Regions from separate parts of the Homo sapiens genome. Here regions 1 and 2 are each linked to region 3. Evidence: chromatin contacts called from ENCODE Hi-C or POLR2A ChIA-PET data. All regions are on one chromosome and are shown on one strand. The core of a region is the stretch at or near the end of the contact, and the rest is flanking DNA. Distances in the headings are between cores, read along the strand shown.

Region 1 (4,770 bases), core at 629-3,128, 560 kb before region 3:
AAATGAAAGTGTTTGGGGGAATAAAAGATGAACCTTTTTTTTTTTCTTTGTCAGATCTTGAGCTCATTTGGTTCTGGTGGGGAACAACAGCTATGCGAGAACAAGTGTATTCTATTAGAATTAATTCCCCTCTTATTCTCATAGCTGAGCAGGGCTCAAGAGCCTCTCATCTGAAAGAGGTAATAAGATTTAATCTGTCTCCTCATCTACCTTCTGCAAGTATACTTTACAAATTAGCTCTCGGGACTCTTCCAAATGGAGTTTTATGAGGGATTTGCTAAGGTAAACGTTTTAGACTTTGAACACAGTTCAGATTTCAGGGGCAGTACTGAAATCTGAACTGTGTTGCTAACTGCCCTGCCTTTCAACTCAAGACACAATAACTTTGAACTAAATTAATTATATTTTTGTTGTTTTCCACTCTGTCCCCACGTCTATATCACCACCACCCCCAATCCCACCCCGCAGGAGCTAACTCCTCCTTCCTGTCCCTGCAAGATCAAAACTCCTCCTGCAAGCCCCGCTAGCTCTGTCTGCTCGCCTTCGTGGCAGATATCGCTATTGTACTTTTATACTCATTTGTGTGATAAATACTTCAATGTCCACTTCTTCCACGAGCCCCTGAGCCCCTGGAGGGCCTGGACCACACCTAGTTTTTCTCACCGTTACATCTCCCTTGTCAGGTACCTGGTAGGCGCTTAATAAGTATTTGGTGAACGAATGGCTTGTTTGGTGACAGTCCAAAGGCTGGGGGACAGAGGGAAAGCTCCCTCCTTTCGGACCCCAGACGGGTGGCGCTGATGGAGAGGAGGCTTGGATAAGGCCTCCAGGACCGAAGCGCGCACCCGTAGGGCCCCTGCCAAAAAGACCTTCCTGAAGGCGGAGGAACTGCGAGAGTGCCTACGTTGGCCCAAGGCCTGACCCGACGATCCCAGGGACCCTCGCCCTAACCGGCCCCGCCTCCCGGTCCCCAAACCCGGACTCGGCCCCGCCCTAAGCTCCGGATCCTGGGGCCCGCCCCTGGCCCCGCGTCGGCAGACCGTGGCCTCGCTGCTGGGCCTGCCTCAAACCCTCCACAGGTAACGCCTCCCGAACTTGAGCCACATTCCGATCCCCTCCTCAAACCCCTCCCCGTTTCCCACGCCCTGGACCCCTCGCTCCGTCTCGGCCCCGCCCCAAGCCCAGCTAGGTCTCGGCCCCTGAGCCCAGCCCCGACCGGCCTCCCAGTCCCTGGGTCCCTCCCGACACCGGCCCCTCCCTAAGCTCCGCCTCCCAGGGCCCGCCTCCTGAGCGCAGCCCGCAGCCCGGACTCGGCCCCGCCTCCCGGACCCTGGGCCCCTCCCCACGTCGGCCCGTCCTAAGCTCCGCCTCCCAGAGTCCGAGCACCGCCTGGCCATGTGCTACGACATAGTCAACGCCCCGCCCCGGCCCCGCCTCCTGAGCTCTTCTCTGGGTCTGGCCTTAGCGCCGCCCTAAGACCTGTCTCCTGGGCTCTGCTCCGAGTCTCGCCTCCTGAACCCAATGGCGTTTATCCCTGCCCTAATGCCCGCCTCCAGGACTCTTATCCTGCCCCCACGCAAGGCCCCGCCTCCAGGACGCCACCAACCTGGACGCTTCTGAAGCCCAGCTTCCAGGATCGCCCTATCCTGGCCCCGCCCCAGGACCCGCCAACCTGGACTCTACCCAGGACCTGCCCCCTACCCAGGACCTGCCCCAACGACGCTTATCCTGGCCCCACCCCAGGCCCCGCCCTCATAACAATCATCCTGGCCCCGCCCTAGAGTCCGCCCCCACGACGTTCCTCCTGACCCCCGGGGGACCCCCGGGCCCCGCCCCCTCTCTGCCCCCGCTCACTGCCCTGGGCCCGCCCCCTCTTCAGTCCAGGCCGGGCTTCCGCCCGGTCTGCCGGCAACGCTGCGGCCCCGCCCACGTCATGGCGCCCGAGGAGAACGCGGGGACCGAACTCTTGCTGCAGAGTTTCGAGCGCCGCTTCCTGGCGGCACGCACACTGCGCTCCTTCCCCTGGCAGGTGGGCGGCGGGGCGAGCGGAGAGGCCCGCGGGGCTCGCGGGAGTCCAGGGGCAGACGGGACGGGTCTCCGTGCTGAAGCCCCTGGCGCTCCCGCCACGTGAGTTCCTGGGCTCCCGCCGGTCAGGGCCGCGCGACCCGGTCCCCGTCCCTGGGGCCTGGCCAGAGTCGCTCGCACCCCTCCTGCCCCGCGAGCTGGCGGGGGAAGCTGGGGGCGTCTCCACAGCCTTGGGGGGCAGACGCGCGCTCGGTGTGGGGTACAGTTCACGATCATTTTCACGACTTTTTAAAGGCAGTAATCGTTCTGGTCACTGGGACACAGCTGCCCTCGCCCATTCTAAAAAGTCAGCGCCGTCAGGACCGCAGGTAACCACGTCCTCCTGAGCGCGGTGACCGGGTCACAGGCTGTCCCTCGTGCCTCAGTATTCTCATCTGTATGTTGAGCACTGCACAGAATCGGCTCATGCTCTGAGGCTGTCACGCCTGTGATGGAAGAGACAGAGAAGGGGGTGGCCTCTCCTCGCCCTGGGGACCTGCCATTCTCAGCACAGGCCCATGGCAGGCAGCAGCCTCCCTTCTGCCAGCAGAGGGGCTTAATGCACCCGGCCTCATTTGTAATTCATGTGCGGTGAGCTCACTGGGATGAGTGAGTTTGGATATATATTCCTCCCTGGGTCTGCCCCATTTTATGGGGTGTTGCTTAATCATTTGCGTTATTCCATTGACATAAAATATTTGCACTCAGAGATCATTTCTGGTCAAGAGAAATTCGTGCATTTTTAACCCAAAATAGAAACCTTCATAAAAGCATCATAGGTCTCCATTCAGTATTGACTGTAATTGTTCACATGCCCACGCTGAATGCTAACTTGGGCTCACCCTCAACACCCACGAGGTGGGTACTATTATTACCACTCACATTTGACCAGAGGGATTGTTTGATTAGGGTGCAGTAGTTGAGAGTTCAGACCCAGGAGACAGCCTGTCTGCTTCGAATCCTGGCCCAGCCCCTGGCCCTGTGTGACCTTGGGCAAGTGACTGCATCTCTCTGTGCTGTTTTCTTATTAATAAAATGGGGGATATAATGATACCTACCTCTTAGGGTTGTTGTCAGGGTTGAGTACAAAAGCCTGTGGATCAGTGCCTGGCTCATGGTAAATACATGTTGGTGTTAGCTAGTGTTTTTATTCAGTCTCAAAATGTTTAATAAATGCCTTCTGTGAGCCAGGCACCATGGATCAGCAGTACCCATGACAGATGAGGCTCTGCTTGCATGGGAGAGCCAGAGAATAAACAAATAAATAAACAAGAAAAGACCAGATGACAGTGGCTTTAAAGCCAATAAAACAGGGAAATAGTGAATGCGGGAACTGGGAAGAAGAGTCACCAAAGTCAGGGAATCAGGGAAGCCTTCCCCAAAGAGGTGGCATTTGAACTGGGGCCTGAGTGGTGAAGCAGCCAGCCATGGGAAGGGCTTGGGGAACAGGATATGCAAAGGCCCTGTGGTGGAAACAAGCCAGCTGTGGTTGAGGAACAACACCAAGGCAGCCAGTGTGGCTGGAGTGGAGTGAGCAGGGTGGGCCAGGGGTGAGGGAGAACAGGCCAGAGAGAGGGATTAGGACCAGGTCTTGTAGGGCCTTTTATGGCATGGAGGGAGCTCTGAAGCAATGAAGTGCCTTGCCCTGTGTCACATACCAGCCGAGACAGTCTGCCTAACTCGGGAGCCAAGGCTCGCTGCTGGGCTTGAGGCCCCTGTAAGAGGATAATGTAACTCAGGCTGGTATGGGCACATTCTGCATCTCCACTTAGATGGCAAGCCCATCAAACCTTGGTGCCATGGCTGCCCTGGTAATTCCTGGCTGAGCAGTGCAACCAGGGAGCTGGCCCATGACCCGGGTGGCCGCTAAGTAGCCAGGACTAATGTGGCCAAAAGTCAGCCTTCTTCCTGTGACTCATCCAGGTGCACCCTGCGACATCTGAATGTCAGGCTTTCAGCCGCTGTGGCTTCCACTTCCAACTGGCTCCACGTCCCCAGGGAGGGATCACACAGCGCTTTGCCAACACATTCTATTGCGTGTTTAATGTTCCTGTGAATGCGCCCTTGAGATTTCTCTCTTTCCCCTCCACACAGAGCTTAGAAGCAAAGTTAAGAGACTCATCAGATTCTGAGCTGCTGCGGGATATTTTGCACAAGGTAAGAATCCCAGAGTCCCTGGGACTCATGACCCTGCCTCCTGAATCTCTCCAGAAGACCTGAGAGAAGAACTGCAGGTGTGCTTGTACCCTTTAAAAACACCCCTGTTCAAAAAACAAAACCATTGAGTCAGCACTGCAGGTGGGTGTCAGCACCTCTGACAGCTCCAGCGCTTTCGTTTTCTATTTAAGACTTAGACAAAGACTTCAGAATATACAAAAACCTGCAATGAGAGGGGGGAATCTAGGGAATGTTTTTTAAACCATCCACAGCAAAAACAGAGATGACAGGTGCAAAACAGCTTCTAGCATTTGGTTGATGTTCAGAGACTTTCTTTTTTGCTTTCATGAGGCCTGTCCTGCCCACTCCTGTCTCCTCTAGACCTAAATGGGCCCTTGCTTTGCCCAGGGTGGGGTTTGGACTCAAGTGCATCTGCCTGCAGGTGAGAGGCAGGATCACCACCCGGCCCAGCCACAGCCTGACCTTGGCCTTGAGGGCCAAGTGCAGATCACCCTGCATCCTGGGTCTTCACGTTCGAAGGGCCATGAG
Region 2 (4,608 bases), core at 1-2,500, 530 kb before region 3:
CAAACGAACACCCCCTGCCCCCAGCCCATGGATTCAGAGGATTCTGGAGTTGACGGCATCCTACCTGCAAGACTCTGAAGTTCTGTCAACCCCACAATCTGAATTCTGTTGTTCTGCAAGAGCTCATCATGGGGTTTGGAGTCTGAAAAATGAGAATGATCCCTTTAATGTACCAGAAGCAGCAATCTAAAGTCAGATAATCTCCCAACTCAGGCTGAATCACGGACAGTGTTTTGGAAAGTAAGATATTTCAAAACCTCTCTCTGCTCCTCACTAGCCAGAACAGAGAATGCGGCCAATTCTTGTTCAGATTGCTCTAGGAGGCACACAGAGATAGGGCCTGAATCTTACCTACCTTCACTTAACATGATGCCTGGCAAACAGTAGGTGCTCAATTAAACTAATCTAGATTGTCTGGATAGTGGAATTTTCCCACCACAGAGCCATCCCTAGGAAGTCCCACTCTACCCCATCACCCTAGGATAGCAGATTCTAAACAGGGATTAAAGGCAACTAGTGCTGTTCCCACTTCTTCCTGAGATGGGGTTGAGCTACCCTCTCAAGATACCAACGTGGAGAATAATGAGGGAGCAGACACCGCTGCCCTGCACACTGTGGGGAAAAGCTGGACATGAAGAACAAATGAAAACATCTGTCTGCAGAGCTCTGCGTTGAGGGATGAGGAATGAAATATCCTGTCAGCTCAGACATAGCCTGACAAGGGTAGCTGCACAGGGACGTAGCTACCAGCACTAGCCCTGGAGTTCCACGCACCTGGGTTCCACTTACTAGGAGAATTACGTGAGACCACGCAATGGATTCACTTAACACACTTCTGACACGTGGCAAGATTAACGCCGGCTATACCTAGAGACCCACCCAGGAAAGGCTGGGGCAGAACCGCTCGTCTAATCTCGGAGAGCTGCCCAAAGGCGGCGACTAAAGGAGCACTTCCGCCTCGACTCCCCGGGGCGGTTAGAACCGAGGATCAACGGCTGAGAGAGCATCGTCCCTCCCAGACCCTTGGCCACTCACTGCAGAACCCCAGGAGGGTCACCGAGAAGCCGTGCATGGCCAACGACAGCGCGTGGTACTGCATACGGGGGCTGCGGCCCACGTCGCCCAGCACCACCGCTACTACATGCCGGGCCGCCCGCCCCCGGCGCCAGCGCTTCCATCCTCCCAGCAGCAGCAGCGGCAGCAGCAGACACAGCGCCAGCAGGACCAAGCATGAGGCCGCCATCTTGGCTGGCCCGCAGCAGTCACGTGACCGCGCTTCCTCGCGCTGTGCGCAGCCGCAGACCGAGCCTCCGAAGTGGGCCGAGAGGGCGAGAAGTGGACGCGGTTCCCTAACAGGGGCCCGGGGAACCCCCAGGAGCCCCTCGGGGCCAAGAATTAGTAGTAGTAGGACACACGCACATACACCAGATTCCCTACACACCAGTGTATTTCCCCGACTAAAGTAAAGCTGTTACTGTATTGGGATCTAAGAACTCTCTTCAGGATTCAAAGATAATTTCAAAATATAGTGACACAAGAATTTGGATAAATTTCATCCTAACATTGATAAAGGAGCCAGATGCTGACGAGTACGAATTGTAGAGTTCCGTCTATGTAAATAAAAACCAGTCCTCGCTGTTAGAAGTTAGGGGCTGGTGGGTTCTGCTTCTGGATCTGGTGCTGGTAATGTGGGTGTGCTGCATTTGGGGCGGTACCTCAAGCAGCAGATTACCTGCCCATTTTCCAGGGTGTACATCACACTTAATAAAACATTTAAAAGGTAGAGAGGGGGAAGGACAAACAAGGAAGTAAACACCATCATGATTTTGCTTAAGTATCAATGGCTAGAAAGGAAATTTCCACAGTGACCCTCCAATTTCACCTCCCAAAGTAGCCATAGTGAGAGTTTAATGTGTGTCTCTGCGATGGCCTGTATTAGTCCGTTTTCATGCTGCTGATAAAGACATACCCGAGACTGAGCACTTTACATAAGAAAGAGGTTTCATGGACTTACAGGTCCACATGGCTGGGAAGGCCTCACCATCATGGCAGAAGGCAAGGAGGAGCAAGTCACCTCTTACATAGATGGCAGCAGGCAAAAAGAGAGCTTCTGCAGGAAAACTCCTTTTTATAAAACAATCAGGTCTCGTGAGGCTTATTCACTATCACGAGAACGGCACGGGAAACACCTGACCCCATGATTCAGTTACCTCCCACTGGGTCCCTTCCACACAACACATGGGAATTCAAGATGAGATTTGGGTGGGGACACAGCCAAACCGTATCATGACCTTTTTTCTTTGAAAGCGGTCCCTTGCAGAGAAACACCAAGAGCTCACTGGTGATGCTACCCCATTGCCTCCACTTGGGAGCTGCCGCAGAACCTGGAGAGCCACCACCCAGACCGTATTCAACAAACAAACAAGACTCCTCCCCTGATGAGGACCACAGGCAGCACCCACGGGACAGGGTAGCCCACATGGATGTGGCTCCCCAGTGTCCCTGGGCTCAGCTCAGGGCTTGGCACACTTTGCATCTGCTTTTCACAATTGCCCCATCACTCCCTTTCTATGGATTCAGAAGGGACAGCTCACGCCTTAAGCCAGACCTTGAAACCCGAGCTTTCAGAAGGAAAGGAAGGACGAGTAAGTATCTGCAGACAGCAGGGATGGGCATACAAACATGCTGGCAGCGGCATTTATCCTCCAGTTCCCAGCGAGGCCCCTGCCTCCAGGTTGCGTGTGCTGGGGTGGAGGCCTGTGACACATCGCCTGCCCAACTCTGTCGACGCTCTGTAATGGGACAGGTAGGGATCTGGGACCTCAGCCTCAGGACTCCTGGCTTTCCTGCTCCACCTCGGGCGAGTCACTCCCCATCAATTTGCTTTCTTCGTCTGTGAATTAAGGGAGGGGAACTTCAAGTCTTTGAGAGCCTGTCCTGCTCTGATGAGCTAAGAGGATAAAGACTATGGTGATGACAAACCAAAAGTAGATGCCTCCCTCTGGTAGGTGAACCTCCGTCGGGGAGGGAGTTGCCGTGGTGTCTCCTGGAGAGAGGGGACGGAGCCATCCCCAGCAGGGGGGCGGTTTCATAGCTGGGCCAGCCCACCTGTCCGGCTTTCTCACTTGGCATCCATTCCACATGAGATCCAGTCTTTCCAACAATCAAGAGGATATATGGATAAGTCACTCAATCTCCCTTGGAGCCTCAGATTTTGTTCAAGTTGACTGAGCACCCACTTGAGGGGTGATCAAGGATTAACAGAAGTAATGACAATGACAAGCTTCCCCTAGAACCTCTGTTCCCAGTGGTGCTCCCAAGGGGGCAAAAATGGCTCTTGGGGAGCAAAACATCCTTACCCTTTTTATGTATAAAGCACAGATAATGATACAATACACAAGCATGCAGTATATCTGCAGTATTAAAATTTTATGAAGGCTGAAAGCAGTGGCTCATGCCTGTAATCCCAGCACTTTGGGACGCTGAGGCGGAAGGATCACTTGAGCCCAGGAGTTCAAGACCAGCCTGGGCACCATAGTGAAACCCCATCTCTACAAAGAATACCCAAAAAATGGTGGTGGCGTGTGCCTATAGTCCCAGCTACTCGGGAGACTGAGGTGGGAAGATCACCTGAGCCCAGGGAGGTCGAGGCTGCAGTGAACCATGATCATACCACTGCACTCCAGCCTAAGTGACAAAGCGAGACCCTGTCTCAAAAAAATAAACAAGTAAAATAAAATTTCATGGGGCAGTACATAAGGAACCCTCATCTTCTGCCAGTGGGCACGTAAATGGCCCAGCCACTGTGGAAAACAGTCGTATGGTCCCTCATTAGGTTCAACATAGAATTATCACGTGACACAGCAATGGCATTCCCACGTATACACCCAGGAGAATGAAAAACAGGTTTTCGAACAAAAACTTGTAAACAAACATCAGTACTGTCCACAAGAATCAAATCATGGAAACAATCCAGAGGCTCATCAGTGGATGAGTGATGAACAGAATGCGGTCTGTCCACAGCTCCCACAGCCTCCCACCCGAGGTTTCCCAGGTGTCTCCTTGTTTGCTTGTTTGTTTGTTTGTTTTGAGATGGAGTCTCACTCTGTCGTCCAGGCTGGAGTGCAGGGGTGCCGTCTCGGCTCACTGCAACCTCCACCTCCCAGGTTCAAGTGATTCTCCTGCCTCAGCCTCCCTAGTAGCTGGGATTACAGCCCTGCACCATCACGCCTGGCTAAGTTTTGTATGTTTAGTGGAGTCGGGGTTTCACCATGTTGGCCAGGATGGTCTCAAACTCATAACCTCAAGTGATCCGCCCACCTCAGCCTCCCAAAGTGCTGGGATTACAGGTGTGAGCCACCACGCCCTGCTCCAGGTGTCTTGTTTTCATTTTATTTTATTTTATTTTATTTTATTTTATTTTATTTTATTTTATATTTCATTTCATTTCATTTCATTTTATATTTTGAGACAGAGTCTCACTCTGTTACCCAGGCTGCAGTGCAGTGGCCCCATCTCGGCTCACTGCAACCTCTGCCTCCCAGGTTCAAGTGATTCTCTTGCCTCAGCCTCCCAAGTAGCTGGGATTAGAGTTGCGTGCCACCACGC
Region 3 (4,812 bases), core at 1,947-4,446:
GGCCACAAACACTGAATTAAGCAAACACTGAACCACTGCTTCTGGGGGAACAACCTAGGTTCCTGTGAGCCTGTGGACACAACATTTTTGTCAACCAATCAATAACCTTGTTTATAGGTGTTTCTGTTTAAAGGCAACTTAGTTAATATACACTGTTGATTCAGTGCAATTGAACTCAATTGCCTGCACCAAGCTAACTGAGCACAGCTGTTTTCTCTATAAGGCAAATCACCACCTTCTTGCACTGAGGAATGCTAGACAGCACTTCTGCACAACACTAAGGGCCATTTTAAACACCAGAATCACCAATAAAAAGCGTAAAAATAAATGAGAAAAAGATGACACTAAATAGACCAAAAAGGAGACTTGTAGGCAGCGCTGCCCTATTATTTTTAGAGACAGGGTCTCACTCTGTTGCCCAGGCTGGAGTGCAGTGGCACAATCCCAGCTCACAGCAGCCTCGACCTGCTGGGCTGAAGGGATCCTCCCACCTCAGCCTCCCGAGTGGCTGGGATAGAAGGCGAGTGCCACCATGACAGCCCAGTGTTGCCTTATTTGACCTCAGTGGAGAATGTGCAGGATCGTTATGTCCATGAATGAATGAGAAAGCACCACAAGTATTGATTTTGGGATTAGAAATAAATGTTAGTGAGTAGGCAAATTTGCAAACACAAAATCCATAAATAATGAAGATTGACTGTAACTCTACTGCTTAAAACTCTTCAAGGGCTTTAAATTCCACTTGAAATAAAATCCAGGCCGGGCGCGGTGGCTCACGCCTGTAATCCCAGCACTTTGGGAGGCAGAGGCGGGCGGATCACGAGGTGAGGAGATCGACACCAGCCTGACCAACATAGTGAAACTCAGTCTCTACTAAAAATACAAAAATTAGCCAGGCGTGGTAGCAGGTACCTATAGTCCTAGCTCCTCAGGAGGCTGAGGCAGGAGAATTGCTTGAACCTGGGAGACGGAGGTTGCAGTGAGCCGAGATCGAGCCACTGCACTCCAGCCTGGTGACAGAGCGAGACTCCATCTAAAAAAAAAAAAAAATCCAAACTGCAGACAGGTATGGTGGCTTATGCCTGTAATCCCAGCTACTTGGGAGGCTGAGGCAGGAGGACTGCTTGAGCCTAGGAGTTGTCACAGTGAGCTATGATCATGCCACTGTACTCCAGCCTGGGTGCCTGATCAAGATCCTATCTCAAAAAAAAAAGAAAGAAGAATCCAGAGTTTTATTTTATTTTGAGAGAGTTTTGCTCTGTCTCCCAGGCTGGAGAGCAGTGGTGTGATCTTGGCTCACTGCAACCTCTGCCTCCTAGGTTCAAGCAATTCTCCTGCCTCAGCCTCCCGAATAGCTGGGATTACAGGCGTGTATGCCGGGCTAATTTTTGTATTTTTAGTAGAGACGGGGTTTCACTGTGTTGGCCAGGCTGGTCTCAAACTCCTGACCTCAAGTGATCTGCCTGCCTCGGCCTCCCAAAGTGCTGGGGTTACAGGCATGAGCCACCACGCCTGGCCAGAGTTCTTAAAATGACCTACAAATCTCAACATGACTTGGATCCAGCCTGCCCCACTGACATCCTCACCTTTCTGACTCTCTCACCCAAGGCAATCCCTCCCTCTGGAATGCCCTTCCAGAATAGAATGTCTTTTCAATTTCATGCCCCTGCCTCAGCATCGCCTCCTCTGAGAGGCCTTTTCTAACCAACCTGTCTAGTGGCACCACCCCGTAACTCTGTTAGGGCGTCCCTTCCTCTCCTTCACAGTCCTGGGCATTTTGTGGTTTCCTTGTATACTGTCTGTAACAAAGGAAGTACCTGAGCAAGTAGCCACCCAGTGGGTTCTTCTTCCTGGCTGCCCAGATAGAGCCAATGTATCAAGACAGGGGAACTGCAATAGAGAAAGAGTTTAATCCACACAGAGCTGGCTGAATGGGAGACCAAAGTTTCATTACTCAAATCAGTCTCCCTGGAAATTCAGAGCCTAGAGTTTTTAAAGGGTAATTTGGTAGATAAGCTGCCAAGGAGTAGGGAGTGCTGATTGGTGGGGTGGGAGATGAAATCACAGGGTGTTGAAGGATGCAAGAACTGGTTGAGTCAGATTACAGCTCTAGGTGGCCTTGGCTGGTGCATCAGACTGCAGGGTCAGAAAAACACCTAAGAGTACCAATCTTAGGTTTTACAATAGTGATATTATACCTAGGATCAACTGGGGAGGTTTAGAATCTTGTGGCCTCTGGGTGCATGACTCCTAAACCGTAATTTCTTTCTTTCTTTCTTTTTTTGAGATGGAGTCTCAGTCTCTTGCTCAGGCTGGAGTGCAGAGGCATAATCTCAGCTCACTGCAACCTCCATCTCTCGGGTTCAAGCAATTTTTGGGCTTCAGCCTCCCTAGTAGTTGGGATTACAGGTGCGTGCCACCATACCCGGCTAATTTTTGTATTTTTAAATAGAGACATGGTTTCACCATGTTGGCCAGGCTGGTCTCAAACTCCTGACCTCAAGTGATCCACCTGCGTCAGCCTTCCAAAGTGCTGGGATTACAGGCGTTAGCCACTGAGCTGGGCCCTAAACTATAATGTCTAATCTTGTAGCTAACGTGTTACTCTTACAAAGGAAGCCTGGTTCTCAGGCAACAAGGGGGTTTGTTTTGGGAAAGGGCTGTTAACTATCTTTGTTTCAATATTAAACTATAAACTAAGTTGCTCCCAAAGTTAGTTCTGCCTATGCCTAGGAATGAACAAGGACAACCTGGAGGTTAGAAGCAAGATGGAGTGGGTTAGGTCAGCTCTCTTTCACTGTCATAATTTTCTGTTGTAATTTTTGCAAAGGCAGTTTCAAGCGCAGGGACAGTGACCGTGTGGTTCAAGGTTTTATGTAATGCACCTCCCAAACTCAATAAATATTAGTCGCATAAAAGAAAAAATGCAGCCCTGGAGGAAGATGCCCTGCCCTGTTGCTGGCATGAGTGAAGAGGAGGCGCTCACAGGGACGGTTCTTTCCCTATTCTCCAGCCTCGTGTACATTGGGCAAACAGGCCCCGACCATCCCACGTGCTCAGCCCCAGCTCTAGGCCAAATCGCCTCCGCTCCCACTGACGTCATCACGGCGCATCACGTGCCTCCCGAGACCCCACCCCCCACCGTGACGTCCCGGGCCTCGGCCCTGGTCCAAAGTCTACCCGCCTCCTTGTGACAGAAGTGCGACTGCCAGCTGCCGAGGCGTTCGGTCCTGCTGTTGCGGCCGCTGCCCCAGGGCTGCGGGGACGGTGAGTCGACTGGACGCATTCGGAGACGGCTTCGCGCGGGAGCCCTCCTCCCCGGGGGAAGGGTCTGGGCGCCAGCTCTCCTCAGGTCGGGGCGTGACCTCGGACCGTGGCGCCCCCTCCCCGCCCCCGCCCGCGGCGCCTGGGCGGTGCATGCCGGGCACCGTAGTCCCCAGCCTCTCAGAGCGGGTTGTGGTGGGGGGGGTGACCGGGCGGACTACAAGTCCTAGAAGCCTCTGGGCGGTGGGGTGGGCGGTGGGTTGGGGGGTTTCGTTGTGCGCGCAAAGCCGCGCGGGGCTGAGGGTCTTGTTCTGCCGGCGCCTGTCCGGACCCGGGCCCCTCTCCGCTTTCGGCCGGCCTCGGGCACCGGGCTTCTGGAGGTAAAGCGGGGCCGGCGGTTGGGGCGCGGCATGGCGGGGCCCGTCCTCCCCTCAGGGCGCTGCCGAGACCTAGCGCGGCCCTGGGGATGTCGAAGCCGCTGCGGTGGCGGGGCCCGGGCGGGCGCCCCGCTGTGTGCCGCGGGGTTGTGCGCCCGGAATGGCAGCCTGCTCGCCCGCACGTTTTTCCGTCAGGGAAGGTTGTGGAAATTGCCATCTCCGTCTTGCAGGGCGAGACGGGGAGGGGAGGGGTGGGAGTTGTTTTCTCAAGGAAAGGGGGTCGAGGAGGAGCCCCGTGGCCGAGCCAGCCCCTGCCGAGCCCCGCGGGTGACCTTGGCCGTCCCGGAGCCCAGCAGTGTCCTGCACCCGCGCCCGGCTCGCCGACGTGTGGAGTCGGGATGTGGCGCTCGGCCGCGCATCCCCGGCGGAGATGGCGACGGCCTGGCCTAGCTTGGGGCTAGGAGTCGCGCCTTCGAGGACCTTGGCTTAGCGAGTTCCTTGGGGGGCTTCTCAACAGGTGTTAGATGAGGTGGGGCGAGTGGCTGTGAGTTCCTCCAAAGGTGGGCTCAAGATCCTCTGCGTCAGAACCACCTGGGGCTCTTGGGAAACGGGCAGATTCCTGGGGCCCACCCCAGGTGTTGGGATGCTGTAGTTCCGTCGCGCTGCCCAGGAATCTGCATTTAGTAGGCTCCCCAGATCATTCCCGGGCGCAGCTGGGGCTGAGAACCTGTCCCAGTGAGGGGGTTGGCGGGCCCGGGGGCAGGGACGTTCCATAGTGTTTCTGCCAGTTTCTTCTGTATTCTGGGGCCTGATGCTGGGCGGGGCGGTGCCCGGGCAAGTTACTGCTCTCCTGGGTTCTTTGCTGCTTCCCTTGGGGCCGATCTAGGTAGAACTGGGTGGAGGGAGGCGTGCCAGCTCTGCCTTGCCCTCTGCCCTTAATCGGAAAGGTTATGCCCAGTCACTTGCCAGTCTCAGAAGACTCCCCCTCTACACATTCAGTTACGAAAAACGTGAAACATACAAAAGTTGAAGGAATTTTACAGTGAACACCCACAGACCACCACCTAGAATGTAGAGTTAACACTTTATTGTATTTCATCACATATTTGTCCAACCAGCAGTCCCTCTTGTTTTTTGTGTCAAAGTAAGTTGCAGATATCAGTGCCTTTCC

Evidence for each region. A loop is a pair of places that touch in the nucleus more often than their neighbours do. ChIA-PET counts read pairs that join two places held with the same protein, here RNA polymerase II (POLR2A). Pooled maps may share reads with other maps.
Region 1: a pooled map shows a loop between it and region 3 (13-fold over the local background). The contact joins the promoter of EEF2KMT here to the promoter of CDIP1 in region 3. A Hi-C loop is called at or near these places in 1 of 37 single-sample maps with no recorded cell type and 8 of 50 pooled maps. POLR2A ChIA-PET finds 5 or more read pairs at or near these places in 1 of 52 experiments (A673).
Region 2: a loop to region 3 is called in a map of dorsolateral prefrontal cortex, with 2.6 times the contacts of the local background. The contact joins the promoter of ALG1 here to the promoter of CDIP1 in region 3. A Hi-C loop is called at or near these places in 1 of 168 maps with a recorded cell type or tissue (dorsolateral prefrontal cortex) and 4 of 50 pooled maps. POLR2A ChIA-PET finds 5 or more read pairs at or near these places in 1 of 52 experiments (naive thymus-derived CD8-positive, alpha-beta T cell).

What each region holds. Positions count from the first base shown.
Region 1 is chr16:5,094,903-5,099,672 of GRCh38, reverse strand. EEF2KMT (eukaryotic elongation factor 2 lysine methyltransferase) reads left to right here and starts at 1,878. Exons shown (of 8, transcript NM_201400.4): 1 at 1,878-2,029; 2 at 4,159-4,221. The coding sequence starts at 1,934. RefSeq lists silencers at 888-1,427, 1,738-1,867, 2,038-2,197 and enhancers at 1,634-2,259, 3,748-4,300.
Region 2 is chr16:5,068,485-5,073,092 of GRCh38, reverse strand. It overlaps ALG1 (ALG1 chitobiosyldiphosphodolichol beta-mannosyltransferase), which reads right to left and starts at 1,250. Exons shown (of 13, transcript NM_019109.5): 1 at 1,036-1,250; 2 at 65-142. The coding sequence starts at 1,243. RefSeq lists enhancers at 791-850, 1,021-1,130, 1,161-1,220.
Region 3 is chr16:4,537,157-4,541,968 of GRCh38, reverse strand. It overlaps CDIP1 (cell death inducing p53 target 1), which reads left to right and starts at 3,196. Exons shown (of 6, transcript NM_013399.3): 1 at 3,196-3,267. It also overlaps a transcript of C16orf96 not described here. RefSeq lists silencers at 3,280-3,569, 3,580-3,799.